Linked DNA regions of Mus musculus: region 2 is linked to region 1. A link is a loop called in an ENCODE intact Hi-C map of the cell type or tissue named here. Cell type or tissue: heart. All regions are shown on one strand. Each heading gives the region's core, and the rest is flanking DNA. Links, peaks and the distances in the headings are about the cores only. Region 1 overlaps Gm46505 (a long non-coding RNA gene). Region 2 overlaps Gm41314 (a long non-coding RNA gene).

Region 1 (16,892 bases), core at 4,146-12,145:
TTGACTGCTCACTATTAGCTTAAAGGCCATCTTTTTAATAGAGATGCTGGTCTAATGGAGTATAATTTACCTACTACTAATATCTTTATTGCAAGTTCATGCAAGAACCACCATCAGCAGTTTAGTTGCTGTCTAGCTTGATAACCATCCAGCAAGCTGCTTAACCTCTCAAGGCTCCTGTGCCTCACATGTAAAATTTGAATTATATGCCATATAGTTTTGTTGTATGAATTAATCTTAGTATAGACCTTAGCACAATACCTATCAATTACCTGGAATGAAGCAAGGGCTCAATCGCTGTCAGTTGTGCTAGAATGAACATAGTGGAGCTTGCAGATTGGTCAGTTCATCCTTACTCATTTTTTCTTTAATATTTGGTATCTATTTTTAACTCATTCATTCATTCATTCATTCATTCATTTATATCCCAAACACTGCTCACCCTCCAGGTCCTTCCCTCACTGAGTCCCTGCTCCCAACATCTCCTCTTCTCCTCTGAGAGAGTTTAATACCCTGTCCCCCTCTATAATCCTCCCACCCTGGTACATCAAGTCTCTTCCAGACTAGGTACTTCCTCTCCCACTGAGGCCAAACAGGGCAGTCATGAAAACTAAGCTGCCTTTCTGCTATAGATGAGTTGGAGATCTTGTTCTAGCCCTGTATGTTCTTTCTTTGGGGGCCTCAGATTCTGAGAGCTCGCAGTAGTCCAGGTTGGCTAACTCTATTGGTCTTCCTGTTGGGTTCCCGTCTACTTCTGGGCCTTCAGTCCTTTCCTTAGCTCTTCTATAAGTGCCCTCGACCTCTGTCTAATGTTTGGCTGTGGGTATTTGCTTCTGTTTAAGTCAAATGCTGGGTAGAATCTCACAGAATATAGTCATGCTAGGCTTCTGTCTGCAAGCATAACAGAGTGATGTTAATAATGTCAGGGATTGGTGCTTGCCCATAGGATGGGGTTTGAGTTAGGTCATTTGTTGGTTGCACTTTCCTTTGGTCTCTTCTCCATCCCTGAACTTCTTTTAGACAGAACAAATTTTGACTTGAACATGTTGTGGGTGAGTTGGTGTTCTTACCCTCCCACCAGGTGTCCTTTTCAGGTTCCATGTCCCCACTGTTAGGCATCTCAGCTAAGGTCACCTGCACTGACTTCTGGGAGCTCCCCTAGTCCAGGTTTCTGCTACTTCCTTGAGATTCTCCCCTACCCACTACCCAAGGTAGCAGCAGATATCCACTCTCCTGACCCTCTGGGCCTCTCTCCTATATCTCCTGGCACCTAGTCCTGCTCTAGATTCCATTCCTCCTCCTCTCTCCCCAACCAGGTCCCTCCTTCCCTCTGCCTTTTATGACTATTTTGTTTCCCCTTCTAAGTGTGATTCATGCATCCTTGCTTAGGCCTTTCTTCTTGTTTAACTTCTTTGGATCTGTGGGGTATTTCATGAGTATTCTGTACTTTATGGCTAATATCCATTTATCAGTGAATACTTACCATGCCTGTCCTTTTAGGTCTGGGTTATCTCACTTAGGATGATATTTTCCAGTTCCATCTTTTGACTACAAAAATCATGATGTCCTTGTTTTTAATAGCTAAGTAATATTCCATTGTGTAATTTAACCAAGTTTGCTGTATTTATTCTTCAGTTAAGGGACATCTGGATTGCTTCCAGTTTCTAACTATTATGACTAAATCTGCTATGAACATAGTGAAACACATTTCCTTGGGTTATGATGAAGCATTTTTGGTTATATGACCAGGAGTGGTATAGCAGGATTTTCAGATAGAATTATTTTTATTTTCCTGAGAAATCTTCAGGTTGACTTCCAGAGTGGTTGTGCAAGTTTGCATTCCCACAAGCAATGGAAGAGTGCCCTTGTTCCACATCCTTGATAGCATGTGCTGTCCTGTGAATTTTTTATCTTAGTCATTCTGATTGGTATAAGGTGGAATCTCAGCATTGTTTTGATTTGTATTTCCACGATGGTTAAGAATGTTGAACATTTCTTTTTTTTATTATTGGATATTTTCTTTATTTACATTTCAAATATTATCACCTTTCCCAATTTCCCTTCCTCCTGGAAATAACCTATCACATCCTCCCTCCCCCTGCCCTCAATTCCCCTATACTGGGGCATCTATCGAGCCTTCATAGGACCAAGGACCTCTCCTTCCATTGGTGCATGACAAGGCTATCCTCTGCTACATATGCTGCTAGAACCATGTGTACTCCTTTGTTGATGGCTTAGTCCCTCGGAGTTCTGGGGGGTCTGGTTGTTTGATATTATTGTTCCTCCTTTGGAGTTGCAAACTGCTTCAACTCCTTCAATCCCTTCTCTAACTCCTCTATTAGGGGCTCTGTGCTCAGTCCAATGGTTGGCTACAAACATCTACCTCTGTATTTGTAAGGCTCTGGCAGGGACTCTCAGGAAACAGCCATATCAGGCTCCTTTCAGCATGTGCTTGACATCCACAATAGTGTCTGGGTTTGGTAACTGTATATGGGATGAATCCCCAGGTAGGACTGTCTCTGGGTAACCTTTCCTTTAGTCTCTGCTCTACACTTTATCTCCATATTTGCTCCTGTGAGAACGTTGTTCTCCTTCTAAGAAGGACCAAAGTATCCACACTTTGATCTTCCTTCTTCTTGAGCTTCATGTGCCAGAAGATGCTCCAACATGTAATAAGGACACATGTTCCACTATGTTCATTGCAGCCTTATTTATAATAGCCAGAAGCTGGAAAGAACCCAGATGTCTTTCAACAGAGGAATGGATACAGAAAATGTGGTACATTTACACAATAGAGTACTACTCAGCCATTAAAAATGATGAATTCACGAAATTCTTAGGCAAATGGTTATAACTAGGAAATATCATCCTGAGTGAGGTAACACAATCGCAAAAGAAAACACATGGTATGCACTCACTGATAAGTGGATACTAGCCCCAATGCTCCAAATAACCAGAATACAATTCACAGACCACATGAAGCTCAAGAAGGATGACCAAAGTGTGAAAATTTCTTTTTTTTAAACTATTTGTTTAATTATTTTATGTATATGAGTATACTGTTGCTATCTTCAGACACTGCAGAAGAGGGCATCAGATCCCATTACAGATGGTTGTGAGCCACCATGTGGTTGCTGGGAATTGAACTCAGGACCTCTGGAAGAGCAGTTAGTGCTCTTAACCACTGAACCATCTCTCCAGCTCCCACTGAGCCATCTCTGCAGCCCGAATATTTCTTTAAGTGCTTCTTGGCCATTCAAGATTCCTTGGTTGAGAATTCTGTTTAGTTCTGTGCCCCATTTTTAATTAGGTTATTTGGATTTTGGAGTCTAACTTATTGAGTTCTTTATATATTTTGGATATTAACCTTTGGTTGGATGTAGGCTTAGTGAAGATCTTTTCCAGGCTGCCATTTTGTCCTGTTGACAGTGTCCTTTGCCTTACAAAAGCATTGCAATTTCAGGAGGTCCCATTTCTCAGTTGTTGATCTTAGAGCCTGAACCACTGGTGTTCTGTTCAGGAAATTGTCTCTTGTACCAATACATTCAAAGTTATCTCCCACTTTCTCTTCTATTATGTTTAGGGTATTCAGTTTATGTTGAGGTCCTTGTCCAGACGCCTTACTGATTTCCTTCTTTCTTTCTCAGCAACAAAGTCTTTTATATTCTTCCTAGGATAGCCCATTAAGCCCCACTTAAATCATTCCACTGCTTTCCAAATCCACAAAAGTCCCCAAAATCAACATTCTTCTAGACAAAAACACGGTCAGGCCTATAACAACAATACCCCAGTCCCTGATACCAATTTCTGTCTTAGTTAGGGTTTTACTGCTGTGAACATCATGACGAAGGCAACTCTTCTAAGAACAACCTTTAATTGGGGCTGGCTTACAGGTTCAGAGTTTCAGTCCATTATCATCAAGGCAGGAGCATGGCAGCATCCAGCCACGCATGGTACAGGAGGAGCTGAGTTCTACATCTTCATCTGAAGATTGCTACCAGAATACTGACTTCCTGTCAGCTAGGATGAAGATCTTCAAGCCCACACCCAAAGTGACACCTCTACTCCAACAAGGCCACACCTACTCTAACAAGGCCACACCTTCAAATTGTGCTGCTCCCTGGGCCACACTAAAACAAACTATCACAGGCTGAAATTTCAGAACAGATATAGGTCATTTTCATCATGAAATTCTAGAAATTCAGTTCCAAAGTTATTCTCCAGTAGGAATTATCAGTGTCTGGATGAGAGTTCTAAGACCATTCAGGCAAGAGTAAAATAGGAACAGTGTTCTAATAACATGGTTTCTGAGACTACTTATACCGAGGTTGATAAAAACCAATTCATATATGTCTATGAGAATTGGTTAGTAGTGATTCTTTAGAAGGCTCTATAGAGTAATAATTCTGAGGTTAAATTTATTTGGAAAGAGATCTATCATCAACTTCTATGTATGTAGTGGTCACTGAAGGGACAAATATGAACACAAATACCACTCCTTCTTCATTATAGTATCGTATTTCCTTAAGTAAGTTTGCTCTGGGTATGAAGTACTAACCACTTCTCTTCCATAAGATGAGAGCCCTAGCTAAAAATATGCTGTTCTAGAAACTCAGTTGTACAATACACTTCACCTGGCTAAAGGTGGCTCCATAATTAGATTTACATGTCTGGTTATGCCTCTCTCAATGAAGACATTTGATATCTCAAACATTTCACTAACATATCCCGTTTGAAATTATATCCTGATCTGTTAGATGGAAAAACTTGGGCACCTTTCCTCTTGGGCATGATTGTCCACTGCCTAATTCACTGGAATCTGTTCATATGTTGTAATGCATTATAATCCTACACCTGTAATGAATGAATGCTTGGCGTAGACACCACAGATGGGATTCACAGTATGGGCTTAGGATTTCTTCCAGTGGACAGGCTTACAGCTGTCTCAAATGTGATGGCATTTGCCTCATGACAACATTTTCCAGTGGCATCTCGAAAGGTAAATTAGAGGTGGTCTTAGCTACTAAAATGATTTGAACTGAAAAATAGAATTAAATAATAGTTTCCCCCTTTCTTTCTTTCTTTCTTTCTTTCTTTCTTTCTTTCTTTCTTTCTTTCTTCCTTCCTTCCTTCCTTCCTCTCTCTCTCTGTCTCTCTCTCTCTCTCTCTCTCTCTCTCTCTCTCTCTTCCCCTCTCTCTCTCTCTACCTCCCTCCCTCCCTCCCTCCCTCTCTCTCGCTCTCTTTCTCTCTTTCTTTCTTTTTATTAGATATTTTCTTTATATACATTTCAAATGCTATCCCGAAAGTTCCCTATACTCTCCCTCCTCCCTGCTCCCCTACCCACCCACTTTCACTTCTTGGCCCTGGCATTCCCCTATACTGGGGCATATAAAGTTTGCAATACCAAGAGGCCTCTCTTCCCAGTGATGGCTAACTAGTCCATCTTCGGCTACATATGCAGCTAGAGATATGAGCTCTGGTGGTACTGGTTAGTTCATATTGTTGTTCCACCTATACGGTTGCAGACCCCTTCAGCTCCTTGGGTGCTTTCTCTAGCTTCTCCATTGGGGACCCTATGTTCCATCTTATAGATGACTGTGAGCATCCACTTCTGTATTTGCCAGGCACTGGCATAGCCTCACAAGAGACAGCTATAACAGGGTCCCTTCAGCAAAATTTTTCTGGCATATGCAATAATGTCTGGGTTTGGTGACTGATTATGGGATGGATCCCCGGGTGGGGTAGTCTCTGGATAGTCCATCCTTTCATCTTAGCTCCAAACTTTGTCTCTGTAACTCCTTTCATGGGTATTTTGTTCCCTATTTTAAGGAGAAATGAAGTATCCACCCATTGGTCTTCCCTCTTCTTGATTTTCCTATGTTTGACTGAGAAGCACCTGAAAAAATGCTCAACATCCTTAACCATCAGGGAAATGCAAATCAAAACAACCTTGAGTTTACACTCACACCAGTCAGAATGATAAGATCAAAAATTCAGGTGACAGCAGATGCTGTTGAGGATGTGGAGAAAGAAGAACACTCCTCCACTGCTGGTGGGATTGCAAGCTTGTGCAACCACTCTGGAAATCAGTCTGGAAGTTCCTCAGAAAATTGGACATAATACTATCGGAAGATCCAGCAATACCTCTCGTGGGCATATACCCAGAAGAAGTTCCAACTGGTAATAAGAACACATGCTCCACTATGTTCATAGCAGCCTTATTTATAATAGCCAGAAGCTGGAAAGAACCCAGATGCCCCTCAACAGAAGAATGGATACAGAAAATGTGGTACATTTACACAATGGAGTACTACTCAGCTATTAAAAACAATGGATTTATGAAATTCTTGGACAAATGGATGTATCTGGAGGATATCATCCTGAGTCAGGTAACCCAATCACAAAGGAAGTCATTAGATATGCCCTCACTGAGAAGTGGATAATAGTTTTCTGATTTCTGTGTGTGTGATTCTCTGGATCAATCATAGTCCAAAACATCACATAAAATTTTTCGGAAGTCAGCAGTTAATAAGTATTAAATACCTTATAGTATATTGTTATAATTGTTACATCTTAATATATTTTATTTATTTTTGTATTTGTGTGTATTTGGATGTGTGGGCACACACTATGCAAGCGTGTAAGTCAGAGGAAATCTTGAAGAAGTACGTTTTCTCTTTTCATCATGTGGTGTACATGTGGGCATTTCCTAAGTTGCAGTAGTAAGCAAGTAACATCCTTACCCATTGAACCATCTCAGCATGGCTCAAATTATTCCATTTCATTTAGTTTGTTATAATTTATCATTGATCGTGCTGTATCTAGCATATGAATTGAAATATGTCATAGAAATATATGTATCAGAAAAAAGTAATCCACATATCTTACACTGAAGAGATGTTATATCTTCCTTTGAGTGGACAGACACTAGGATTTGCACAAAAAGGCACAATTGCAATTAAATGTCTACTATAGCCAATGAGACAAACAATGGGAACAAAGCCTAGTCCATTAACAATGCCTGCATTAAATCAGTTCTGGTCTGAGTTTCAACCAAGCCTGGACATTTTCATTCTTGGCAGTCTTCTTTCCAGTCTGAACTCCTGCTAGTAAAGATGTTGCCTTTGCTGATGGAATGGGAGTGGCACATAGGATGTGGGGCCTGCCAGGGCTCTTGCTCTCCTGTGTGTTGCTCCTGTTTTCTTAGATGTAGCTTTACCTACAAGAGGTTGAGCCCAGTATAGTCTTTAAAGCAACACAGAATGATCTCTTGGAAACTGGCCATCTCCCATCTCGCCTGCTACTATCCAACTTCATAATTCACTGGAACAGAATGTTGCTCTGCTAACTCTTTCCTCACATAAAATACCCATTGGATTTCTGCTTGTCTATACCAGTGTCTCTGAAATTTTGAGGGGAAATAGATTGCTGGGGCCAGATCAGTCTGCCTATGTTTCCTTGGGGTTCAGTCCCTCCATGAAATTTCATTGGTATCCAATAAAAAGTCCAATATATTTAGAAAAATGAAGTTGCCAGATAATATTCCCTGTTCTGTAAAAGAGGGTTGTAGCCTGAGGATTATTAGCATAAAAAGTATAGCTCTGTTATATGAATAATCTTTAATCCCATCCAGAAAGTGATTTCCAAAATTATATGCTAGGAAAGATGGGGCTTTATCACCTAATTTCAAGTATGTCAGGCTGTCAGATAAATATTTACAACACATTCAAATTTAGCTGAACTTATATGACTTCAATCAGTGAAACTGTTTCCAGACCCCAAAGGTCACCAAAGCTGTTATCAGGACTCCTGAGATAGCTCCCACAATCAAAATCATGCTGGAAGCCAAATGCCACACACTTTAGGCTTCCTTGAGTCCTCAATAGCTGATAGGAAGATAATCTCCTCCTTTCTGTCCAAGGAAAACACCTTGTCACTCCCCCTCCTCCTCCTCTTCAATGACCCAATGCCCTTTTTGTCCAGTTGAAGGGTCTAGCCAACTCCCTGAAGCTACTGTGCCTTTCTGCCCTGGAATGTGCTTTTCAAAATGTTTAGGCTGGAACTTGAAGGGTATGAACTAGTATGATCATTGGGAAGGGGAGTGAAGAAATCTCACAGTAGCGGGCTCTGAGCCAAATGTCCAGGGTAAAGTTATCTGCCTTAAAAAATGTTAGAAGGGTCACAGAGGTGCCCAGAGTGGGAACCTGCCAATTAAAAGAGTGTGAATGAGACTTATGGGGCTGGCGAGGGTGACAGGACCACAGCCATCATCTGGCAGGAGACAATTCACAGATAGGTGTCTGACAGGCTAGCCAGAGTTCTTGGGAGCTTATGAATGATTCTTGGAACTATGTTCTATGTTGCAAACTGTTTTGTTCAGATTAGAAGTGCTACTTGCTGACTCTAAAGGTTACAGCAATTACAATGAGCACTTCATTTCATTAAGAAATGGGCACTGGAAAGGTTTAGTTAGTGGTCATGTGAAATAAGTAGTTGAGTAGCAAAAGTTGGAAAATTTTAAAATAACATATTTTCAGGGTTTCCATCTACTTCTTTGAAATTTTCAAAGAACTAAAAATAAATCATAACGTTAGAATCAGGAATAATGCTATGTCTCGGTAATAATAATGCTTCTGAGCCTACGAGTGTGGTACCACATAGGTCCTAGAGGCTATAATATAGAATCCATTCATGCCATCTTACTAGGATTAGATTTCTCTTCAAATATGTGACCCATGTATTGCAATGAAAGGGGCTGAAATTCAAGCATGTTTCCTTGAGTGGTGTGTTCAAGTGACCATGACCATTGACTTCTTAGGTGTGTCTAGACCACATATGAGACTAAAATAAAACTCTATCAAAATAGGATAGTTCAGGGTTCATGGGGATAAATGTATTTTGATATAACATTAATAAGAATTGCCATTTCATACAGAAAATACACAAGCCTTAAATTGCAAGGCAAAGGCTTAAATAATAAAATTTCTGAGTTCAGATTTATGAATATTAACTTTAACTTTTACTATTCTTAACTGTAAACTAATACCATTAGATAAAATTAAGAGCTAAGAATTTAGAGTTCACTATATGAGAATTTCAACATGTTCTAAAAGCTTCCTAGGAATTAATTTATTTAACTATCCAAACAAATGCTGTGTAGTGGGTATTTTTATTAACATAATTTGAAAGATGAGTAGAAGTCAGGTGATTTTGGGGCTGAAGACATAGCTCAGTTGTTGTAGAGCATTTGCCCAGCACAAAAAAGGGTCTGACTTTAATACTCAGCTTAAGATGAAGGAAGGAAGGAAGGAAGGAAGGAAGGAAGGAAGGAAGGAGTGAATGAATGAATGATTAGATCCAATTTAGAACTTAAAGCAAAATTCAAATGAGATAACTTAGCAACAAAGCAGACAGTAAAGACATCTGCCAACTATAAAATTACTAGCTTAGTATTATAGTGGGTTTTGCACACATACACATACACATACACAAAAGTTTTCTCATTTGGTTGTGGTATGACAGAGGGGAAAAATAGAAAGTAGAGCAACATGGCCTAGCTTTGAAAAGCCCTCATTTCCATATTACCTGTAAAGATGGAATTTAGAAACAATATCAATTTCATTCGAAAGGGTGCTTCCAACATCAGAAAATGTGTGTTCTATAATGCTGACCTGTGCTGCTGACATGTTTTTGCTGTTTAAAATGCAATAGGCATTTACTAAAGCAGAACAATTATTACAGTGACACTTCAGTGTGGTAAGTTAAGTATTTGTTGTCAGTTCTCAGGAAGATAATTGATAGGTCTACTCTTATCTCAGGAGAGTTCTCCAAAGAAAGAAGAGGTTGGAGCGTCTTACTTCTGGGTGGCCGAGCACTCCAGAGTGGTGTTAACAAAATGAAAGCAGTTTCTTCGCTAAAACAGAAAGATAAACTGTGTTGTCAAATTGCTGGGTGTATTTTTACCACACAGAGGGAGTGTCAGTAAGCCCCTCCTATTACGGAGACAACGAATTCATTGTGCCAAGACGCAGGCTTCCAGACACCTGTCTAGCACACTACTTGAACACAATTTCCGTTCCACTCCACGCGTTCTCTTCATCCTTCCTTGATATCCACACTAACACTTGGCAACATCCAGGCATGGCCGCTGTTCACAGCTCTCGGTGACATCTGTGAGACATCAGTTGGTCTGGTTAGAACACACAGATCCATCTTCCCAGATTAACAAGAAAAATAATTTGAATTCAATCTGGGAATTCAGTAGATCACGGGAAAAGCCAGAACCTGCTGGCTTTAAGTTCTAAGCCTCCACTGTCCTATCTTGAACATTTCATCCTTTCTGATCACTCCCAGTTTTACCTGGTTCTGCCATCACTACTTTAACATTTGGAAACCAGTGCAAACTCCTCTTTTCTTGATAAGTCAGAAAATCTGTTATTCAATACATAATGGCCTTTCCCAAGGGCCACTCGTAAACCACTCTGGGTTTCTTCCTATCATGCCTCATATAGACTGATGCCAACAAATGGTTTGAACTGCATGAGGGGATTGAAACAAAAGCATAAATTGCCTAAGAAGCAGAGTAGACAACTGAGCTCACTCCCTCGGAGCCTGGGTCACTCCAAGTGTCAAGGAACATCAGAGATTTAAAGTTCCAAGATGGTGTATTCATTCTGATTCTAGATTTAGGAAAACTGGCAGCACCCAAAGCACGGAGAGCTGTACAAATTCTGTTTTGGCAGAAGCTTTCTCTCCCCACCGCCCAGTTGCGAGGAGGGGTGTTTGAAGAGCGATGGGAATCTGGCTTTCTCTCCTGCTGCAGATGAGAAGTGAAGTAAATAACCAATGATGACTAGCCTTGGCGTTGAATATCCAGCATTTATTAAATGCACTCAGACTTTCAGTAAATTAAGAAAGTGATGGCCCATGGGGCCATACACACCGTTTATGGTACTAAAATACTTGAGAATGAAGGTTGATTTTTGTACTAAGGTTTATGTACTATAATTGAAAGTGTGTGTATGGGCAAAGAATAGTAGGGGCCATGTTTCTGACTTATGGAAATTATACCTATTATAAAACTGATCTCAACAAAATGCAATTGATTAATTGATTTTTCTTTTGTAGATAGCACACAGAACATGACCTATTCAAACTCTTGTCTGACCCGTATACACTCCAAAACTTTTTTACACTTCCACATTGCTGTTAATCACCAAAGGAAGTTAGGATAGGCACTCACACAGGCCAGGAACTTGAATGCAGGAGTGGTTGCCAACACAATGGAGGAGTGCTGCTTACTGGCTTGCTTCCCCTGGCTTGCTCAGCTTGCTTTCTTATACAACCCAAGACTACCAGCCCAGGGATGTACCACCCACAATGGGCAAGGCCCTCCACCTTGATAATTTATTGAGAAAATGCCTTATAGCTGAATCTCATGGAGGCATTTTCTCAAGAGAGACTCCTTTCTCTGTGATAACTCCAGCTTGTGTCAAGTTGAAACCCCAAACCAGCCAGTAAAATTGACCCCTTGTCAACTTGACATACAAACACATCACTATTAAGCATCAACCATTACTTTCTTATTCATCCCCAAGATATAATAACTTTAAAAATCCAACAGTCTTTATAAGTTCTTACATACTAAAATTACAATCTTGTTTAATTATGCAATATCTTTTGAAATTAATTTCTTTTTTTACAGTTCAAAGTCTCTAAACTGTGGGCTCCACTACAGTATTTTCTTACTTCAAGAGAGAAAACATATTAGGGCACAGTCACAATAGAAAACAAAATTAAACTCTGTCCAATCTCTGTGATTCACTCATAATCTTCAAGGCTCCACTAAGGGCTGGGGTCACTTCTTCAGCTCTGCCCTTTGTAACACACACCTCATCTTCTAGGCTTCAGTTGCCTGTTCAGGCTCTACTGGTGCTTCTGTTTTTGATGGTCATCTCATGGTACTGACATCTGCAAAACAGTGCTGTATTATGCTGCAACTAGACTTTACAAATAGCCTCTCATAGATTCTCTTCATGGTGTCAAGCCTCAACTCCTTTGAAACAGAACTCTAGCATGGCAGTGGTGGCACACACCTTTAATCCCAGCACTTGGGAAGCAGAGGCAGGTGAATTTCTGAGTTCCAGGACAGCCTGGTCTACAGAGTGAGTTCCAGGATAGTCAGGGCTACACAGAGAAACCCTGTCTTGAAAAACAAAACAAAAAACAACAAAAAAACAAAAACAAAAACCCAAAAGAACAAAAAAAAAAAACAGAACTATATCAAACTCATCAACTTCAAAGAAGCAAGTGAAAGAAGTATGTGTTCAGAGAGCATGAAAGTGAAGGTTCACTCGAGCCCCGGGCTACCTTGCCAGCAGAGTCTTGCCCAACACCCGCAAGGGTCCACACGGGACTCCCCACGGGACCCTAAGACCTCTGGTGAGTGGACCACAGTGCCTGCCCCAATCCAATCGCGCGGAACTTGAGACTGCGGTACATAGGGAAGCAGGCTACCCGGGCCTGATCTGGGGCACAAGTCCCTTCCGCTCAACTCGTGACTCGAGCCCCGGGCTACCTTGCCAGCAGAGTCTTGCCCAACACCCGCAAGGGTCCACACAGGACTCCCCACGGGACCCTAAGACCTCTGGTGAGTGGATCACAGTGCCTGCCCCAATCCAATCGCGCGGAACTCGAGACTGCGGTACATAGGGAAGCAGGCTACCCGGGCCTGATCTGGGGCACAAGTCCCTTCCACTCAACTCGTGACTCGAGCCCCGGGCTACCTTGCCAGCAGAGTCTTGCCCAACACCCGCAAGGGTCCACACGGGACTCCCCACGGGACCCTAAGACCTCTGGTGAGTGGATCACAGTGCCTGCCCCAATCCAATCGCGCGGAACTCGAGACTGCAGTACATAGGGAAGCAGGCTACCCGGGCCTGATCTGGGGCACAAGTCCCTTCCGCTCGACTCGAGACTCGAGCCCCGGGCTACCTTGCCAGCAGAGTCTTGCCCAACACCCGCAAGGGTCCACACAGGACTCCCCACGGGACCCTAAGACCTCTGGTGAGTGGATCACAGTGCCTGCCCCAATCCAATCGCGCGGAACTCGAGACTGCGGTACATAGGGAAGCAGGCTACCCGGGCCTGATCTGGGGCACAAGTCCCTTCCGCTCGACTCGAGACTCGAGCCCCGGGCTACCTTGACAGCAGAGTCTTGCCCAACACCCGCAAGGGCCCACACGGGACTCCCCACGGGACCCTAAGACCTCTGGTGAGTGGAACACAGCGCCTACCCCAATCCAACCGCGTGGAACTTGAGACTGCTGTACATAGGGAAGCAGGCTACCCGGGCTTGATCTGGGGCACAAACCCCTTCCACTCCACTCGAGCCCCGGCTACCTTGCCAGCTGAGTTGCCTGACACCCGCAAGGGCCCACACAGGATTCCACACGTGATCCTAAGACCTCTAGTGAGTGGAACACAACTTCTGCCAGGAGTCTGGTTCGAACACCAGATATCTGGGTACCTGCCTTGCAAGAAGAGAGCTTGCCTGCAGAGAATACTCTGCCCACTGAAACTAAGGAGAGTGCTACCCTCCAGGTCTGCTCATAGAGGCTAACAGAGTCACCTGAAGAACAAGCTCTTAACAGTGACAACTAAAACAGCTAGCTTCAGAGATTACCAGATGGCGAAAGGCAAACGTAAGAATCCTACTAACAGAAATCAAGACCACTCACCATCATCAGAACGCAGCACTCCCACCCCACCTAGTCCTGGGCACCCCAACACAACCGAAAATCTAGACCCAGATTTAAAAACATTTCTCATGATGATGATAGAGGACATCAAGAAGGACTTTCATAAGTCACTTAAAGATTTACAGGAGAGCACTGCTAAAGAGTTACAGGCTCTTAAAGAAAAGCAGGAAAACACAGCCAAACAGGTGATGGAAATGAACAAAACCATACTAGAACTAAAAGGGGAAGTAGACACAATAAAGAAAACCCAAAGCGAGGCAACGCTGGAGATAGAAACCCTAGGAAAGAGATCTGGAACCATAGATGCGAGCATCAGCAACAGAATACAAGAAATGGAAGAGAGAATCTCAGGTGCAGAAGATTCCATAGAGAACATCGACACAACAGTCAAAGAAAATACAAAATGCAAAAGGATCCTAACTCAAAACATCCAGGTAATCCAGGACACAATGAGAAGACCAAACCTACGGATAATAGGAATTGATGAGAATGAAGATTTTCAACTTAAAGGGCCAGCTAATATCTTCAACAAAATAATAGAAGAAAACTTCCCAAACATAAAAAAAGAGATGCCCATGATCATACAAGAAGCCTACAGAACTCCAAATAGACTGGACCAGAAAAGAAATTCCTCCCGACACATAATAATCAGAACAACAAATGCACTAAATAAAGATAGAATATTAAAAGCAGTAAGGGAGAAAGGTCAAGTAACATATAAAGGAAGGCCTATCAGAATTACACCAGACTTTTCACCAGAGACTATGAAAGCCAGAAGAGCCTGGACAGATGTTATACAGACACTAAGAGAACACAAATGCCAGCCCAGGCTACTATACCCGGCCAAACTCTCAATTACCATAGATGGAGAAACCAAAGTATTCCACGACAAAACCAAGTTCACACAATATCTTTCCACGAATCCAGGCCTTCAAAGGATAATAACAGAAAAGAAGCAATACAAGGACGGAAATCACGCCCTAGAACAACCAAGAAAGTAATCATTCAACAAACCAAAAAGAAGACAGCCACAAGAACAGAATGCCAACTCTAACAACAAAAATAAAAGGGAGCAACAATTACTTTTCCTTAATATCTCTTAATATCAATGGACTCAATTCCCCAATAAAAAGACATAGACTAACAGACTGGCTACACAAACAGGACCCAACATTCTGCTGCTTACAGGAAACCCATCTCAGGGAAAAAGACAGACACTACCTCAGAGTGAAAGGCTGGAAAACAATTTTCCAAGCAAATGGACTGAAGAAACAAGCTGGAGTAGCCATTTTAATATCGGATAAAATCGACTTCCAACCCAAAGTTATCAAAAAAGACAAGGAGGGACACTTCATACTCATCAAAGGTAAAATCCTCCAAGAGGAACTCTCAATTCTGAATATCTACGCTCCAAATGCAAGGGCAGCCACATTCATTAGAGACACTTTAGTAAAGCTCAAAGCATACATTGCACCTCACACAATAATAGTGGGAGACTTCAACACACCACTTTCTTCAAAGGACAGATCGTGGAAACAGAAACTAAACAGGGACACAGTGAAACTAACAGAAGTTATGAAACAAATGGACCTGACAGATATCTACAGAACATTTTATCCTAAAACAAAAGGATATACCTACTTCTCAGCACCTCACGGGACCTTCTCCAAAATTGACCATATAATTGGTCACAAAACAGGCCTCAATAGATACAAAAATATTGAAATTGTCCCATGTATCCTATCAGACCACCATGGCCTAAGACTGATCTTCAATAACAACATAAATAATGGAAAGCCAACATTCACGTGGAAACTGAATAACACTCTTCTCAATGATACCTTGGTCAAGGAAGGAATAAAGAAAGAAATTAAAGACTTTTTAGAGTTTAATGAAAATGTAGCCACAACGTACCCAAACCTATGGGACACAATGAAAGCATTTCTAAGAGGGAAACTCATAGCGCTGAGTGCCTCCAAGAAGAAACGGGAGACAGCACATACTAGCAGCTTGACAACACATCTAAAAGCCCTAGAAAAAAAGGAAGCAAATTCACCCAAGAGGAGTAGACGGCAGGAAATAATCAAACTCAGGGGTGAAATCAACCAAGTGGAAACAAGAAGAACTATTCAAAGAATTAACCAAACGAGGAGTTGGTTCTTTGAGAAAATCAACAAGATAGATAAACCCTTAGCTAGACTCACTAAAGGGCACAGGGACAAAATCCTAATTAACAAAATCAGAAATGAAAAGGGAGACATAACAACAGATCCTGAAGAAATCCAAAACACCATCAGATCCTTCTACAAAAGGCTATACTCAACAAAACTGGAAAACCTGGACGAAATGGACAAATTTCTGGACAGATACCAGGTACCAAAGTTGAATCAGGATCAAGTTGACCATCTAAACAGTCCCATATCACCTAAAGAAATAGAAGCACTTATTAATAATCTCCCAACCAAAAAAAGCCCAGGACCAGATGGGTTTAGTGCAGAGTTCTATCAGACCTTCAAAGAAGATCTAATTCCAATTCTGCACAAACTATTTCACAAAATAGAAGTAGAAGGTACTCTACCCAACTCATTTTATGAAGCCACTATTACTCTGATACCTAAACCACAGAAAGATCCAACAAAGATAGAGAACTTCAGACCAATTTCTCTTATGAATATCGATGCAAAAATCCTCAATAAAATTCTCGCTAACCGAATCCAAGAACACATTAAAGCAATCATCCATCCTGACCAAGTAGGTTTTATTCCAGGGATGCAGGGATGGTTTAATATACGAAAATCCATCAATGTAATCCATTATATAAACAAACTCAAAGACAAAAACCACATGATCATCTCGTTAGATGCAGAAAAAGCATTTGACAAGATCCAACACCCATTCATGATAAAAGTTTTGGAAAGATCAGGAATTCAAGGCCCATACCTAAACATGATAAAAGCAATCTACAGCAAACCAGTAGCCAACATCAAAGTAAATGGAGAGAAGCTGGAAGCAATCCCACTAAAATCAGGGACTAGACAAGGCTGCCCACTTTCTCCCTACCTTTTCAACATAGTACTTGAAGTATTAGCCAGAGCAATTCGACAACAAAAGGAGATCAAGGGGATACAAAT
Region 2 (16,892 bases), core at 5,656-13,655, 110 kb before region 1:
AAGCTGTTCAAATACATGACTTCGACTGATCCCAGAGTGTTTCCTCTTTGTGGTAACTATCCCTGGGCCTAGGTCTAGGCCTGGAAGCTTCTGGCCTCCATATAATTTAATATTGGCCTAGAATGCTTTCAGCCTCCAAGATGTACTGTTGAATAAGTTCATCTTTTCTAGTTCTTTCTGAACTTTGGCTGGCTGGTTCAACTAAGGTCTTCTAGTTCCAACTCCTCTCCAAGCTAATTCAATCTGGCTTCTCTTAACTTCTCACTAAATTGCTCTGCTTGTAGTCAAACTAACTCTGGCAATTTGTTCTAATCTTTGGCTCCTTCTTATTCTCTGGCTTCAATGGCCTCTGATAACCTGCACTGAATTCCATGAACTCATGAACATAGTCACCTCCACAGCACTACATTCACTATGCTGAATCCTATCTTACTGACTTAACTCCACTGCACTGAACTCAACAGACTGAACAGCCCTCCAACTAGATATCACTTTCCCACATAGCTACTCTTTCTACAATCTAACCTTACCTACATTGTTTGGGATTAAAGGTATGTACTAAATGTGTGTCTGCATTCCAGATAGATCATACATACATAGGAGATCTTTGGACGCAGTCTCTTGCCAGACCAGCAATGTTGCTGAATTAAAATGTCTCTATTATATTATAAGGAAATCCAGTCTTCACTGACTACTTATCTCATTTTAAAAAGCCAAACTGAATTAGGAGCACTGACTGGGGATCTTTGTTCTAAGTATGGTGTATATATTTAACACCATTTATTTCGACCACAGGTACCACCTGTTTCTGTGCAAGGCAATAGCTACCAATACTGAGCAAAGCTTAAAACTGTTTGCCTGCTAATGTTAATCAAAATAATCTAGAAAAGCAGCTCTGACTCCATGTAATTCATTTATTCCTTTTAGATTAGTAAAGAGAACCAGAGAAATGAATCTGTAGACATTTGATAATCCCTAAAGATGGCCACATTATACTTTCTAATGTATGTAGTAACATAAGAGATGTAAAGCTCTCAAAGTGCAGAAATTATCTTGGGTCACCATGGCAATGGGGCTCCAAAGAATTACAATGGTCCTAACAAGAGAGTCTGGAGATTCAGTGACAGCCACAAAAGTCAGAGTGATGGTGCAGAAACCAAGAAATATAGAGTGACCTTAGAAACTGGAAATACAAGGAAGAGGGTATTTCTAGATTCTCCAGAACTGCATCTCCACTGTCACTTGGATTTTAGCACTTCAAGACAATCTGTTGATTTCTGATCTCTAGAATTTTTAGATAATAAACAATAAATAACTAATTACCATAAATAATATGCTAATCATTGCATGGCAATAGCAATGATTTTCTAAAAAATTAATATAGCAAGTTAAAAGATATAAAATGTTCTGTAGTTCTTTGTGATTTTGTAAACAAAAATGTTCTTAATTGAGGTAATATTGTTTAGTAGTTTGTTCACTCCATCACAGTGTGTCTTCTTTTTAGAGAGGTTTTGGGATCAATACTTAGATAACTGTGTTTCCCTAAGCTACTAAAATCTGTGTATTGGGATCCTTATTCATTCATCTCATGAGGTCTTCACTACTAAGAATCATGAGTCCAGGTAATTAATTATGAACCCTACATTCATTCCTAGTTCATCTTTCATTACTATATGTACATGTCTCTTCTTGACCAATATGGACTTTTACAAGTAGCTCTTTTTCTTAAATATGATTTTAAAGAAATCAGTGTCCATGCATACAAATTCTTTTCAATATTTTACTAAGAAAATTATTTTTAGCCAAGTGTAGCAGCACTGAACTGGCATCCAGTTCTTGGAAAATGGAGAAATTGGGATTGGGAGTTCAAGGTCAGTCATATTTATGTATTTATTATCTTAGTTACTTTGAACTAAATTGAAGTAACCTCATGACCAAAGCAAATTATAGAAGAAAAGTTTCATTAGGGCTTATGGTTTTCAGAGGGTGAGTCAATGACAGTCATAGCAGTGAGCATAGTGCATGGCAGCAGACAAACAAGCATGGTGTGGGAACAATAGCTGAGACACCTTACTCTCATCCATAAACATGAGAGAGAGAGAGAGAGAGAGAGAGAGAGAGAGAGAGAGAGAGAGAGAGAGAGAGAGAGAGAGAGAACGAACTGAGTGACATGGACTTTTGAAAACTCAAAGTCCATTTTTAGTGGTATACCTTCTCAAACAGAGCCATACCCCCTAATCCTTGTCAAACAGTTCCAACAACCTAGGACCAAGAATTCAAATATAAGACCCAATGGGAACCCTTCTTCAAACTAACACACACACTAAAATCATGTGGAAGAAAAGGAAGGAGGAAGCAAGGAAGGAGGAAGGAAGGAAGGGAGAGACTGAAGAAGGGAGGTACAGAAGGAGGCAGGGAGGAAGAAAGGAAAGAAGGAAGGAAAGAAAGAGGAAGGAGAAGAAAGAGAGAGAAGTAAAGAGGAAGAGAGGAAGGAAGGATAGAGAGAAGGAAGGAAAGAAGTAAATATTTCGTGTTTATTTGAAGTTTCCCAATTCTAATAATTATCTTTAGAAATATAGCACATGACGAGAAATTTTGGAAGGAAAAAGTACTTAGAAGAAAAAAATGGTACAGATCTGCACTTATTTCCAACAATAAATACATAACTACCTTGATAAGAGTCAGAAAATACTACCCCAAAATATGGTAACTTGCCATTTGAGAAACTAGCAGAAACAAGGAGGTGTTTCACTGACCTGCCATTACCCTTGAAGCAAGCCAGAAAAGTGTTCTTGAGCCTTCTATAGCACATAATCTGAGCCTCATTTTAGGAGGTCTACTCTGTTCCCAGAGCAAAGGAAGGAACAAGCACAAGGAGGAGAAGCCAACAGACAGCTTTCCCTAGATCTTGTTGTCCCTTTCCTCCAATCACATGTCTGAGTGGCTCTCCATAACATGTACATTTCTCTCTTTCCATGTCTTCAATTTCCCAAGGCTCCTAAGTGAAATAAAACATCATAAGTTTCAGTGTTTCTTTTTTTTAATCTAATTATTTTATCATAGAAATACCAGTCACAAAAATCAATGTGTAAAAAAGTAAATCTCCCATAAACCACTTTATAATTTCCTTAAAAGGATCCATTTTTATAAAATCCATCTTATAGCTTCTATTCCACAGACAAAGTTGCAGCCAGGTTAGATAGATTATAGATATGTAAATAGGTAGATAGATGATAGATTAGGTAGATAGGTAGGTAGGTAGATAGATAGATAGATAGATAGATAGATAGATAGATAGATCAAATAAAGTTCTTTTTCCTACTAAACACAATTATAATTTAAATTTTTCTTGACAATAGTGATGACAGGCATATCTTGGTTATGTCTTTATTACAAGTTGTATTGCAGGACTAGAGATCAAATGTAGGGCCTTGTGCATGCTAGGCAGGCACTCCTCAAGTGAGTGCATCCTCAGCCAATCAAGTCTTAGTAGGTATTTAGAATAATTATTTAAAATAATTATGTTTGGTAATGTTCTTTTGAATTTTGGCACAAACTTTTCATTATTTGATTAGGGTAAAACTAGCTTTCTATGTTTGAAAAGCTCTTGTGTAAAGGCAGTCTCTGTTCTTTACCCAGTGAGCCATGACATTGGAACAACCTAATTTTGTCTTCCCTGCAATAGAAACCTTCTAATTTAGTAGATGTCACAGACCACAATTCATTCAAGGGGCTCCACTTAGCTGATACTCTGCAGGTACATTTCCTATAGTTGATGCTGATATTGGGGAATTAACCTTTCATGCTTCTTTCCACTTGATCCTACCTGTTGACATTTGTATGCCAAAAAAAGAATATATCAGTAGCATGAGAAACTAGATATGAAGTTTCAAAGTGCTTGTCTGCCAGCTAGACAGTTTTAGTTGAGGAAGGTGACTGGGATGAGTGTGAGGATCTTGCCAAACATTGAGATGTTTAGAAACAGGGTGTGGGGCAAGAAGCCAGTGAGAGTTAAATCACTGGGAAGTGCACAGATGGTGGTAAGTGACAAATGGACTACACAGAGGAGAATAAAGGTGGATAAATTGACTAAGACAGAGACTTCATTCAAAAAGAAAATTGAACAGTTTACCAAAAAAAGCCACCAGCCTTATGTGATCAAAAGTACATCTTGCTTTGATGTTTTTCATCTTGTTATTGAATGAGAATTATCTTGATTCAGTCTGGAAAAGAAAGGAAAGATCAATACTGAAAATGTTCATTGAAGATTATGAGAGAATTGAGTGATGCCAAATAAAAGGTTTGATATTTGTAGTGTTGTGAGGCTGGACTAAAATGTCTTCATTCTACACAATGATGCTCTGTGGTTTTGAATATAAGAACTGAAAGGGGGAAATGCCTATAATTGTGATTATTTATATGCATCTTACTCTTTTTTAATTTTTATTGCTATTTTATTATTTTATGTGTCTGTTGACTATATTTTATTTAATGAATTACTGAATAAATATACGCATACAGGGATTGCAAAATTTACTTTATGGCAAAGTTTTAAAAGTATGATAACACAAAACAAGACTTGGTTTCTATGTGAGCATATTTGAAGCATTCAAATGAGCACCTTTCCGTTTATTTCAATGTAGTTGCTTGAATATGCTTGGCCCGGGGTGTGGCACTATTAGGAGGTTTTGCTTTGTTGAAGTAGCTGTGGCCTTGTTGGAGGAAGCATGTAACTGTGGAAAAGGGATTTGAGACCCTCCTCTTAACTGCCTGGAAGACAGTCTTCTCCTGTTGGCCTACAGAACAGCTCCTCCAGGGCTATGCCTACCTGGATGCTGCCATGCTTCATGCTATGATACAATGGACTAACCCTCAGAACCTGTAAGCCAGCTGCGATTAAATGTTGTCCATTTTAAGAGTTGCTTTAATCATGGACTCCCTTTACAGCAAAGGAAACCGTAACTAAGATAGTAAAGATTTCTAATTCTCTGACGAATTGTCTTATAGAAATGAGACATAGTGGTGCTTTCAATCTTTCCTGGCTGTGGGTGAGTAAAATGAACCAAAACTGTATGCAATCAACGATAATATCAGGGTTGTTGATATTTTTTTATTTTTTATTTTTTTTCCTTCTGGGATGTATGGAAATTGTAAACAATACTAAACATTTAAAACATGAGAATTTAGATTAATTTTCAAATTAAACAATACGTTCAAACTCTCTTTCATTTGGTTGTTGAGTCTTTGTACTTTAAGCAAGATGTTTAAATCTGTTTATCATCCTTATCGTTTATATGGTTTGTAAAACTAGATAGCACTGGTCATAGTTTGGAAAGAGAGACAAACACACATGCACATGCGTGTATGTGTTCATTGTGTGTGTGATGCATTGTTTGTGTGTGCAGTGTATGTACTTGTTAGTATAGATGCATGTGTGTGAACATGGCTGTGGAGGCCCAGCATTGATGTTATCTGTGTTTTTTCAACTACTCATCACCTTTACGTTTTGATAAGGAGTCTTTTGCTGAGGCTGCTTGATTCAGTTAGACCAGAAGACCAGTGGCATCTAAAGCTCTTTCTGCCTTTACATCCATCCCCTTGTTCTGTGGCTGCAGGCACATTTTCACCACCAGATTTTTACCAGTGTTCCTGAGATCTAAACTCATGTCCTCATGCTTGTACTGTAGGAGGTTAATGGCTCTTAATTAACTTCCCGGCTTTACATATGCCCTTTTAACTCATGGAGCTAGAATAACCCCATTATATTTCATTTCTAATATTTTGAGAAAGAGTCTAAACAAAATTGCCTGTCTGTTTCTGTCTCTTTGTCTCTTTCTGCCCTGCCAGTCTCTGTCTCTCTGTCTATCTCTGTCTCTCTCTTTCTCTCTCCCTCCCTCTACTTCTCTTAGAGTTTTAGGAAGTAACATGCTTCTTGTTCATCAGTGACACTAATATCATCTCAGTAAAAAGAGGTGTGAAAGTCCATTTCTGTCTAAGCTTGCAGGGACAGGCTGGGTGTTTGATAGACATCTATATAATTTCTATTGTAAAAGAAAGAGTTTTGTGGGGGACCTTTATCTTTAAACCCAGAGTAACTGAATGCCAGTAGTATGGATAAAGATAATTGTGCTGCATAACTGTTCTACGAGGAACAGTTACAGGAGGAGCTTGAGAAAGGGATAGAATCATGCCCACATTCCCTACAGTTTTCTTTTGTCAATATCGCACTGAAGTTCTCGGGATATTTTACTCTAAAGACCGTAAAACTAGACTTCAATTCATTAAAAAAAATTATTTTCGGAAATCCTCACTTGGCTCCAATCACCCCATCTACCCCATCTATGAACTCCTGGAACCAGCTTTGTAGAACTAAAGCTGCAGGATCCCCATGATACAGGGCAATAATAGGACATCTGAACAGAGTCCCTATGAGGATCCAGTATTGATACTATGGCAAAAGCTAGAGGCCTCAAGCTAGACCACTGACTCATGGCAATGAAGATTTGCAAGTAAAGCTGCTGTTTAGGCAAATGAGTACTGTCTTGGGATTTTCCCTGTCTAATTACATTAGGGCAGTGGGAGGCCTGTGATTGGACAGGGGAAAGGGAGGCGGAGCTAAGAGTTGCAGCGACAGGGCATCTCAGGTAGCAAGAAAACCAAGATGGCTGCTGATATGCACTCGTGGCTTTTCCAGCCACAAGTAGGTATGGTTTCACAAGGTTAAAAATATTGGGATAAAGCTTTTATCATTATCAATTGGCTCTGGAATTATTGTATTGGCATGTTGTAAATTGTGGTTTTGTTGATATATAAATCTTATTGGTTAATTAAGCTTTAAGATTCTTGATTCAACTGGGTTACAGGGTATTGTGTTATAAACCTACAGGATGGCTGGTCTATTTGGTTACTGTAGTGTGGAACCGCTGGTTGCAGAGAATTATAGCAGAGAAGGAACTAGTGGCTTGTGGGACAAGCGAGCCAGAGGCTGCAGGGGCTAGCCACAGATAAATGTTGGACCGGCAGGAGAGCAGAAATGTGGTCAGGCACTGCGGAGAGTTGGTAGTATTCTCTGTTTCCTGCAACAGAGTATACTACATGACTTCCTATGACACGCCACAGCTTCCATAGTGAGGTCAGTTTATGTTGTTTGTTTGCTTGCTTATTATTTTATTTTTTGTTTTCTTTTGTAGGGTCAAGGTTGCAAGAGTAAAAGGCAGATTCATCAGGATGGGAAAATGAGTGGAATTGGGGTACGTGTTGTGAAACTCATAATGAATCAATAAAAAGTGTTAAAAATCAATTCATGCTTAAAGGAGCCTTTGGCAAATGCTGAGATTCATCTGCATAGATCATTATTTCATATGGCTAGAACAAATGGAAAGAAGTCTGTAGGAAAAACATGTCCTTACCCTAAAAAAGCAGATCCCATGGATCAATTACCAAGACAGGAGTTAAAGTTATAACTCACAGGTATCAGCTGCCTTAGATAAATGGTCGTTCTTTTAGTCAATGCTGGAAACTGACCTTCAACTAAATTATTCTTGGATTTGAACTTTCTTTTCACCCTAAGAGATCATACCTACAAATAGTAAAATGGCAGGAAAATGTAAAATAGAGAAATAGCAACAGAGAAAAAAGAAAGTGACCAAGTGGTACATCAATTTATAAATCATTTGCCAACACAAAGGGATTTAAGATTAATCTAAGCCATATAAACATCACTTTTGTCTTTTTCCATTGCTTGATAACTATTAGGAAAATTTACTGTAAAGGAAAAGATATATTTTATCACTATCTCTTCCCTAAGTCCTCTTGGCTTGGTTTTAGTGGACATATTTTGTTATTAGAAACTACAAAGGAGTCATGAGATTCCAGGCAGACTCTTCCAAGGCTAGTTAAAAGCAGCAGCATGTTGACACACTTCTCAGACTGCCAAAGCTTGGGTCCAGATCACTGATAACTGAATACATAATAAAGTTACCAAATTTCTCTACGTTTTAAGTTTAAAATGGTGCCTATTCATCACATAATTTGTAAGGGTGATAGTGGAATTGGACCTAAGCAAAAACAAGGTTACCACACATTAACAATAATAATAACTAAGCATTTCTGTGAGAGTATATCAGTGTGTGTGTGTGTGTGTGTGTGTGTGTGTGTGTGTGTGTGTGTGTGTGTAAAACAAGTACAAAAGCATATAAATGCTGTTTGTGCTTTAAATAAACTATTTTTTTTCTTAGTTGTTTGAGATAAGCTCTCATTCTATAGCTTTCACTAGCTTGAAACTCACTAGCCAAAAGGTTATGCGATAGCCTAAAACTTGTAGCCATCCTCCTGCTTGTCTTTCCCAAACACAGCAAGTGTTTGGACAGCAAGTCTGTGCCATCATACCCAGTTTACACTATATTTCTCCAGAGCACTTTTGTTGAAGTAAATATTATTTGGGGATATCTACCCCATCTTAGATAAGAGCCACAAAATCTTTATATTTATAATAAGCCTTAAACTGGACAGGTGTCAACCCTTTGTGCTATTTTATCTACTTCCCTGTCAATAACCCGGAGATATCACTTGCCATGTTCTGCTTGGGCTTCTCCTATTCCAAGAGGCAGGCCTTCATGGCCATGATCTACATACTCCATGGCAACTTCATCCTTCCTCTTTCTCTCTTTTCCCTTCCTTGTGGTCCCTGCCTCAGATACCAAGCCCAGGAACCAAGGACATTCTCCCCAGTTATAGACATCTTTATTAATCAATCACAGATAACTTGGGGGACAAAGTTTGTACAACAAAAGCTGGTATACATGAGGATCTGCTCATTTTAGACCAGTCAAATCTTCAGGTAGAGAATTTCGCTTTTGAGTGCATAGCAGCATCATACCAATCTAAATGTAGAGAGCTGGTCTGGTCCTTCTGTGTATTCAAGAGTTAAATAATGTCCTGCATGATCTAGCTGCTCCCTGATGAGAAGATCCTCACATACACCAGATGATGCTATGTAACTTTGGTCCCCAAGTTAATTGGTCAATAAAAGGCTAAAGCCAATGGTTGGGCAAGTCTTGAAACTATTTAAACTTATATCCCAGGGGATATATGTCCCTTATTACTCACTGTTTCTTCTGGCCCCATGCTCATGGTTCAACTCCTCTCATGGTAGCTTCCTCATTCTTTGCTCTCCTCTCTTCTCCCTCTATCTGCAAGGTAACTGAAAACCCTCCTACTTCTATCTACTGCCCAGTCACAGGATTTAGCCTTTTAGTGACCAATTCCCTTTGAGAGCAAGGTTACATAGCATCATTTGGTGTATGTGATGAGCTCCCTGTCAAGATCTTGGGAAATAGTTTTTAGCATCTGAATACATAGCAGTACCAGACCAACCCCCTCCAGAAGCTGTGATTGGAGAATTGTTAGGATACAGTGAGTTGTTGGAATTCACAGAAGGGATTTATTCCAATTCTCTTGATATTGCTTCCTGGGAGACTTAGTGTATTCATAGATTCTGAAGAAAAGGAAACTAATAAGCAAAGTTACAGTCATAGAAAGAGCAAAGACTTGTTCATCAACTCAACACATACTCACCTCACTACTCCCAGGACCACCTTGAAATGCTAGAAATACAGCTCTCTAAATGGGAAGCTAAACTTAAAACTGCACACACAAAACAAATTGCTTCCAAAGCAAATAAGCAAGTGAATGGCCAGTATTTCACGCTATGCTGCTACTGAGGGAGGATGGAGTTTGCTGTGTCCACCGTTTCCTTTGTAAGGTTTATTCCCTTTAAAGCAGCAAGTTTACTGGGTCTTTGCTCCTTTACAAGTATTTCCATGTTTTTCTGAAAGACATAGCTATTGAGGTAGAAATGCTTAGGCTTCTCAGAATAGACCTCCCATGGCTAAGAGCCCTTATTCAGGAAGGAACAGAGAGGATGTGGAGTAAAAGATCCCTTTGTTGGGCTTTAAATCTATTGTCTTCCTTACTACTCATCTCTTTAGCCAAGGAAGAGAGAAATTAACTGTGATGAAGAATGAGAGCCAGAGAGAAACGTGTAGGCATTGTCAAGGTGAACCCATCCACTATTGTCTCCAAAATGAGCTTGATGCTTATTTTCCTGGTCTCCAGAATACCGCCTTTATTCTTGGTTTTCCTTTATTTTTCCATTATTCTCCAAGGCAACCATGTACAAAGAAAGTCTATGATCAGCTTGTAATGAGAGCTACAAAAGGATGCCCTCTTATTTCCTAGCTCTGATCTGTAGGTATTGAGAGTTACAAATATTATCAGCTAGATAAGTTACAAAAAAAAAGATGGAAAAAAAAGTTTAGCCTCCAAAGATCCCAGGGTAAAACATATTACCAAAATATTTTAAGAGCATACAAGAAAAATCAGAAAATGGGAAAACAAGCATGCATACACCATGCAGACATACATATTTGCACATGAGCAACGCACACAAATACATTACACACACACACACACACACACACACCATGAGCCTAGGATATGCTAAGAAAACATCAATTTGGCACTTAGATGCTTTTTTGCAAGCTCTTCCCTACTTATACGTCCACCCTGCCCACCACATAAACTCCTAACCCCTACTTCCTTTGGCACCTGCGGTCTTCTAAAAGTCCTGACAAACAAACAGAGAGTGCTGAACTCATCCAATTCCCAGTGAAGATTTAATTTCTCCTCTTGTGTACTGTTCCTATAGCTGTTTTATTTAACTTTCTGAGCTCTATGTTCTCATTATACACAGAACTAATAATCATACTTACTTCCAGATTCTAATGTTCATTCAACAAGATCATAATGCTGTATAATTAGAAAATAACACATACAGTTTATTGATTTTTATAATCATTGTCATTATTATAAGGCTCATCAAATGAAGATAACCACATAAATAAAAGACACAAGTCATCTGACACACAATTGAAGGCACAGGCAAGTGTCAAAAGGTCTTGAAAGTACAAACTCACTTAAGACCCAGGCATCCTAGGTCAGCTACTATCACCTTAAAAAAACCGAGATACTTACAACTCCCAAACTCAAAATAGCTCTGAAGTGTTGGCAAAGATATCCTTGTTGTGAAGGTACATAAAGTGCCCTTTGTGAATTTCTCTCCCCAAGTGTTAACTGACAAACAGCATGCGACACACTTGACAGTCTCCTTCAAAGGGAGTGTAAAGAAAGTGCCTGAAATACAGAGAATTTGGCTGCTCATTATAGACCCCTCTTTGGCAAACATCATGTCAAAGCATCAAAGCTTTTCAAACGTTGGAGGACCTGACTTAGACTGAGATAAGAAAAGCTGATAAAAAAAAAGTTATCCTTGATTTCCAGTGTACATTTGTTTAGTATAATTGTTCTTACAAGCTGAAGTACAGACAGAACATAATTTAATTGAATTCATGTGAACAGAAAACTACTTTAAAATTATGTTTCTCATGGTTTTCTACTCCTAACTTTTAGTGCATAACAAGTATCAGGCAAGCAAACTTCCCCAGTGAATCCCAGCCCTTCTCTTAAGTCTAATCTCCTCTCTCCTTGATATTAGAAGCTGCCTAGGACTTATTTAACTTCTTAGTAAGTCATTTCTTAGATTGTCATAGGACTGGGGCTTTCTCCTTGAATGGTCGATGCTTTATCTTCACTGTTAAAATGAAAATAATCTTTCAAGTAAACTGAATCCCAACCTGTGAGAAGTTCCCTGTTTCGTGCACATACTCTAAATACATGGGAATAGCAGGTAAGACATATATTTTTGACAAAAGAAACTATAGATGTGGATCATTTTATAAATCAGCATGCTCCCCCTTTAACAAAATTCAATTTTATGATTTTCAAGAGCATCAAGATTGTGCAATGAAAGATTGATTTGCTAGGCCATCAATGCAACCATTTACTTTTGTTTCATTTTCTCAGAACTGGTTTTTATATAGGCTTTAACTCTTTTCTAAATATCAGAGTTGTTTTTAGAATGTAAAATTCTTGAGGACATGGACTCAGCAAAATTTTGTCAGCAATGACGTTGTCCAGGCACCTTGCAGACTTTATAATAAAACAATAAGACCACAGTCCCTGCCCTTTGAGATCTCACTCTCCAGTCAGGATGAGAAAATTATAAATAGTTCCATGGAGTATGGCAGCTGATACCATGGAGATAAACTGAGGTCAGGGTGAATTATTTGAGCATTGGAAACTCAAAGCAAACACAAAGGTGAGTGCAATAGAACAGAGATCTTAGAAACAATGCACAGTGATACCCACCTAGTTTTTGACTAATAAATAAATGTGTCAATACCTCTTTAACAAACAGTGCTGAGAAAATTAAATAGCCACATAATATATGAACAAAACTATTTCTAATCTTTCACAAACATAAACTAAAAATAGATCAAAGATCTTATCAAGATCTATAATATACAAGAACTTTTTGAAAATTAATATAATAGCAAGTCATCAAAAATTTGCATAGACATAGGGGATTGTGTAAATTAAAAATCTGTATAGCAAAGCAAGCAATCTCAAGAAACAGTAACAGGAAAACATCTCTGCCAGCAATACATCAGAGCAGGGTCAAGAGCTACAACAACAACAACCCCCCAAAACAAATACGAGATCAGATAAAATATTGCAAAATAACAAAACAACAGCAACAAAAAACAAACACTCTAAGACACCTAAGCCATCCAGTCGGTGAGCTAGTGAACTGAATTGGTAATTTGTGAAATAAGAAACACACTCAACCAATATTTGAAACGAAAATTAAATCTACTTTGAGATTTCATTTCACCTCAGCAAGAATGGCTAACATCAAGCTACAAATTCCGTCCAAGATGTGGGTCAAAAGAAACACTATTGATTACTGGTTGCAATGGAAAACTGATGTAATCACTATGGAAACCCGTATAGATGTTATTTTAAAATTAAAAAAAAAAGTACTTGTAGTTTTTCTTCTTTCAATAATTTCTTGTATCAATATCTAAAGGATTCTAATCCCTAACACAGAGATATGTAGTTATGCTTATTACTGCACGATTCATAACTAAGAAATATAACCAACCTATATGTCCGTCAACAAAAAAGTGATAAATAAGCATGATAGAATTTTATCCAATCATAAAGAAAAAATGAAAAATACATTGATAAGGAAATTAACCAGCCTCAAAGGATGCCATGTTTTCTTTCCTATATAGTACCTCTCAGTTTTAAGTGTGTGTGTGTGTGTGTGTGTGTGTGTGTATCATAAAACTAGAAACAAGACAATCAGAAGAGAAGATGAGATCTTAAGGGGTGGGGGAAAAAGAATAAAGAAGAGTAATGGAATACATGAGACAAGGAAGCTGAAGAAGAGCTGTGACCAGAGCAACCCAACTCTGGATCCATGGCTCCAGATACATATGTAGCAGAAGATGGCCTTATCTGACATCAAAGGGAGGGGAGGTCCTTAGTCCTATGGAGATTTGATGCACCAGCATAGGGGGATGCTAGAGCAGTGAGGTGGGAGTGGGTGAGTGGGTGGTGGAGAACCCTTATAGAGACAAAAGGGGAGGGGAGATGGGGTGGTTGTGGAGTAACGGGGAAGGCGGATATTGTTTGAAATGTAAATGAATACAATAATTAATTTTTAAAAAAGAAAAGAAAAGAAAATAGGATGTTACTGAGAAAACTTCTGAAAGAGAAACCGAACTAAGTTAATTACCTGTCTGATGCAAGTGTGGAAGGAGCTGGTGAATGAGAAGAGGGAGACCTACCATAGTATAGAGAAGACGAAACGGGCCCAAGCCGAGAAAGGCCAACTTTCCTAAAATAAGCCATGCAGGAAAGTTGTCAGCACTTTGATATTTATAAGCATGGGGCAATTGACCCAAAATTTGACTTCTACTTGCAGACAGGGGAGTTGAGGAAGGTTGTATCTTCGAGGGCATTTGAGGCAAGGCTTAGGACACTGGATTTGTTGCACATTGTGCTGAAAAACTGCATTTGTCATCCATTGCTAGTTTAACACATCATCAAAATGGCATCAAAATTACATCTTGAATGCATTTATAACTTTCAAGGACCAATGTAGTCCAAGGAACCTATTCCCCTGCCTGCTCCAGCTTCTGATTGTTACCATTCCCTTTATATATATATAACTCTCTCTATATCTATATCTATATCTATATCTATATCTATATCTATATCTATATCTATATCTATATCTATATCTATATCTATATCTAATCTATATATTCTCTTCTCTCATACATCCTGACTGCAGTTTCCTTTCTTCCACTCCTCACAGATCCTTTCCACAATTTCCCTCTCCCCCAGATTCATTCCTCCTCCATTTACCTTCAGAAAAGATCAGGCCTTCCAGGGATATCATAACATAACAAGTTATAATAAGACTAGGAACAAACTTCATACCAAGTATAGATCCCACTACTCCATTGGCACAGCTCTTCATCTCACTCTGACTCTTCTGCCTCCATCTTCTATACTTCTGGACCACCATGAAGATTTTGATTTTCATGCAGGAAAATCTCATCTTAAACGGCTTAATGTATCCACACCTGTTTACACCTTCTGCCAGGTAAGACAATAGATTTGTAGGTCGTGGGATTACACATAGGTATATAGGTAAATGATTTGTGATAACAATGGTTATTACAGGGCTTCAGAAAGGACCAGTAAGATGCAAACATGTACTTGTCTGGAAACCATGACCTTTTCCTAATCCATGAGTTTCAGAGTTTTAGTAGCATCATATAAATGTGTTATTAAAACACCTTAGGTATTTAAAAACCTAATGTCTTAAATTCCAGTATATATCACTCATGTTCTATTTCCCCCAGTTCAGTGGTGTGTGTACTTAGAACACTGGGAATATGTATGACATATGTATGACTATGAGTTTTTACTCATTTGAAGGATATATATATATATATATATATATATATATATAGAGAGAGAGAGAGAGAGAGAGAGAGAGAGAGAGAGAGAGAGAGAAAACCTAAATTCTTAGAACTATATGGAACATTTCTCATTAGAAGTCAAAACCAGACATGAATGAGAAATTTCACCACCAAAGTAACCTGTTCTTGGAAGACTTTTTATGACCTTGAGTCTCATATTTTAAAGGAGCAAAATATGCTTTCCTGCAACTTTTATTATGAGAATTAAGGAATATATAATGTTGATGATTATTTTGAAGTTGGTGGTATGAATTAAGAAAACTGCCCACCCACAGTCGCAGGCATTTGAGTATTGGGTCTCCAGGTGACAATGTTGTTTGGAGAGGTTGAGGAGGTGTGACCTTCCAGAGGAAGTGAATCATAGCAGGCTTTGTGAGTTTAAAACCTCTCGGATATTTTGTTGTTCTCAGCATCTTGCTCTTGATTCAGGATGTGGGCCCTCAGCCTGTTTTCCAGTGGCCGTGCTTTCTACTTTCTGCCATTCTTTTACTGCACTATCAGAGACACTTATCCCTCTGGAACCAAAAACCCAAATAAACCTTCTCTTCCTTGAATTGCCATCAGTCATGGTGTTCTACCAGAACAACGGAAAAATAACTGATACATATGAAATTCATCGTATATTATGGATCAAATTCTATATGAGCATATTCAATAACATTCCACTCATCAAGGACATGAAAAATAAAGCTGAGATATTGTCATATGTAAAATCAAATAAAATACAGAGTAGTATAATGAAGTGAGACATGTTACTGCATGCCTATAAACTGCATTTGATATGCTGAGGCAGGATCTTTTGAGGAAAGTTGAGACTATAGAGGAAGATCTGTCTTTAAAAGAGAAAACAGAAAGGGATTGCATCTTAGTTTCATCATGAATATTTTATCAAGTTTCTTGCAATTCACTATTCTTAGGAGCCACTTTCCACCGTGGAACTTTCCAGTGTATTTCTCTGAGTCCAGGCTGACAACCTTATTCTTTTTATTTATTAACATGACTTATGGATATTGAAGAACAAAAGCTAATACTATTAATGTTACCAGGAATCCAAAGCTGTTTCCAATCCTTTTTCCTTGCTCCAAATCGTAGTCACTCTAAAGATGTGAGGACACAAGATATTCAGAATTTGGAGGGACTTAGTAATCATTTTCTTGGAAGTATTAAGGTGGTCCTCTGGCTAGCATCATTGGCTCATAAGAGGATGAGAATGAACACTGAACAAGCAAGGACAGGCTCTTAGGGATGCTGTGAATTTACACATACGCATTCCAACCCATATCAGGGCACAAATATGAGTGTGCAGCATTCAAATGGCAGGCTTGAGACACTGGGAAAGCACTGGCATGAAGTCAGAGAGGCTTGCTTTTAATCTGTAGCTGAGAGGCAATGCACGAATCATTTATTCCATTTCCCTAATATTTTTGACTAATTCACTCAAAAAGACATTTATCCAGGACCTTCCAAGAGCATGGAGCCTTTCTCGGCAGGTGTGTGGGATAAGCTAAGGGAGAGACAGTGACCATGAACAGAGGCAGAAAGCACTGGCTCCTTTCAAGTACTTGTTTGTAGAGTATGTTTAAGACATATGGGAATTATTTTCTTCACAAGCTATATTCTTCATCCCAAGGATTGTGACATGCTCTAGAAAATGACTTTAGCAGAAATGTATAATACAGACAGAAGTGGGTAAGTACTAGTTGGACATTTTCCTTTTGTTTTTATACTTTAAAAATTCCTGAAGATATCGACCTATTAAATATTCATCTGTAGACATTTAAACTATTGAATAATGATTATTAATTCTTCAATCCATCTAACTAATTATATTTAGTGATGGGAAGACTCATATGGCATCAACAAAGACATAACCTATAAATTAATGTGGTTATACTTAAGAATGACTATGGTTCTAACTTTTCTGTCATTGCA

Evidence for each region. A loop is a pair of places that touch in the nucleus more often than their neighbours do. Peaks named below come from ENCODE experiments on the same cell type or tissue, not always from the same donor. Only the 100,000 strongest peaks of a DNase experiment are listed, where the experiment ranks them.
Region 2: a loop joins it to region 1, with 4 times the contacts of the local background. A loop is called at or near these places in 4 of 42 quality-filtered maps.

The regions. Positions count from the first base shown.
Region 1 is chr15:42,864,505-42,881,396 of GRCm38, forward strand. Gm46505 (a long non-coding RNA gene) reads right to left here. Exons shown (of 2, transcript XR_001781596.1): 2 at 9,941-10,171. Among named protein-coding and RNA genes, the nearest start is that of Gm41315, 69 kb to the right of the region's middle. In heart, for the core only: no CTCF peak of the experiment used is centred there; no DNase peak of the experiment used is centred there; H3K27ac peaks cover 462 bases.
Region 2 is chr15:42,757,481-42,774,372 of GRCm38, forward strand. Gm41314 (a long non-coding RNA gene) reads left to right here. Exons shown (of 4, transcript XR_875324.1): 3 at 7,191-7,250. Among named protein-coding and RNA genes, the nearest start is that of Gm41314, 61 kb to the left of the region's middle. In heart, for the core only: no CTCF peak of the experiment used is centred there; no DNase peak of the experiment used is centred there; H3K27ac peaks cover 1,879 bases.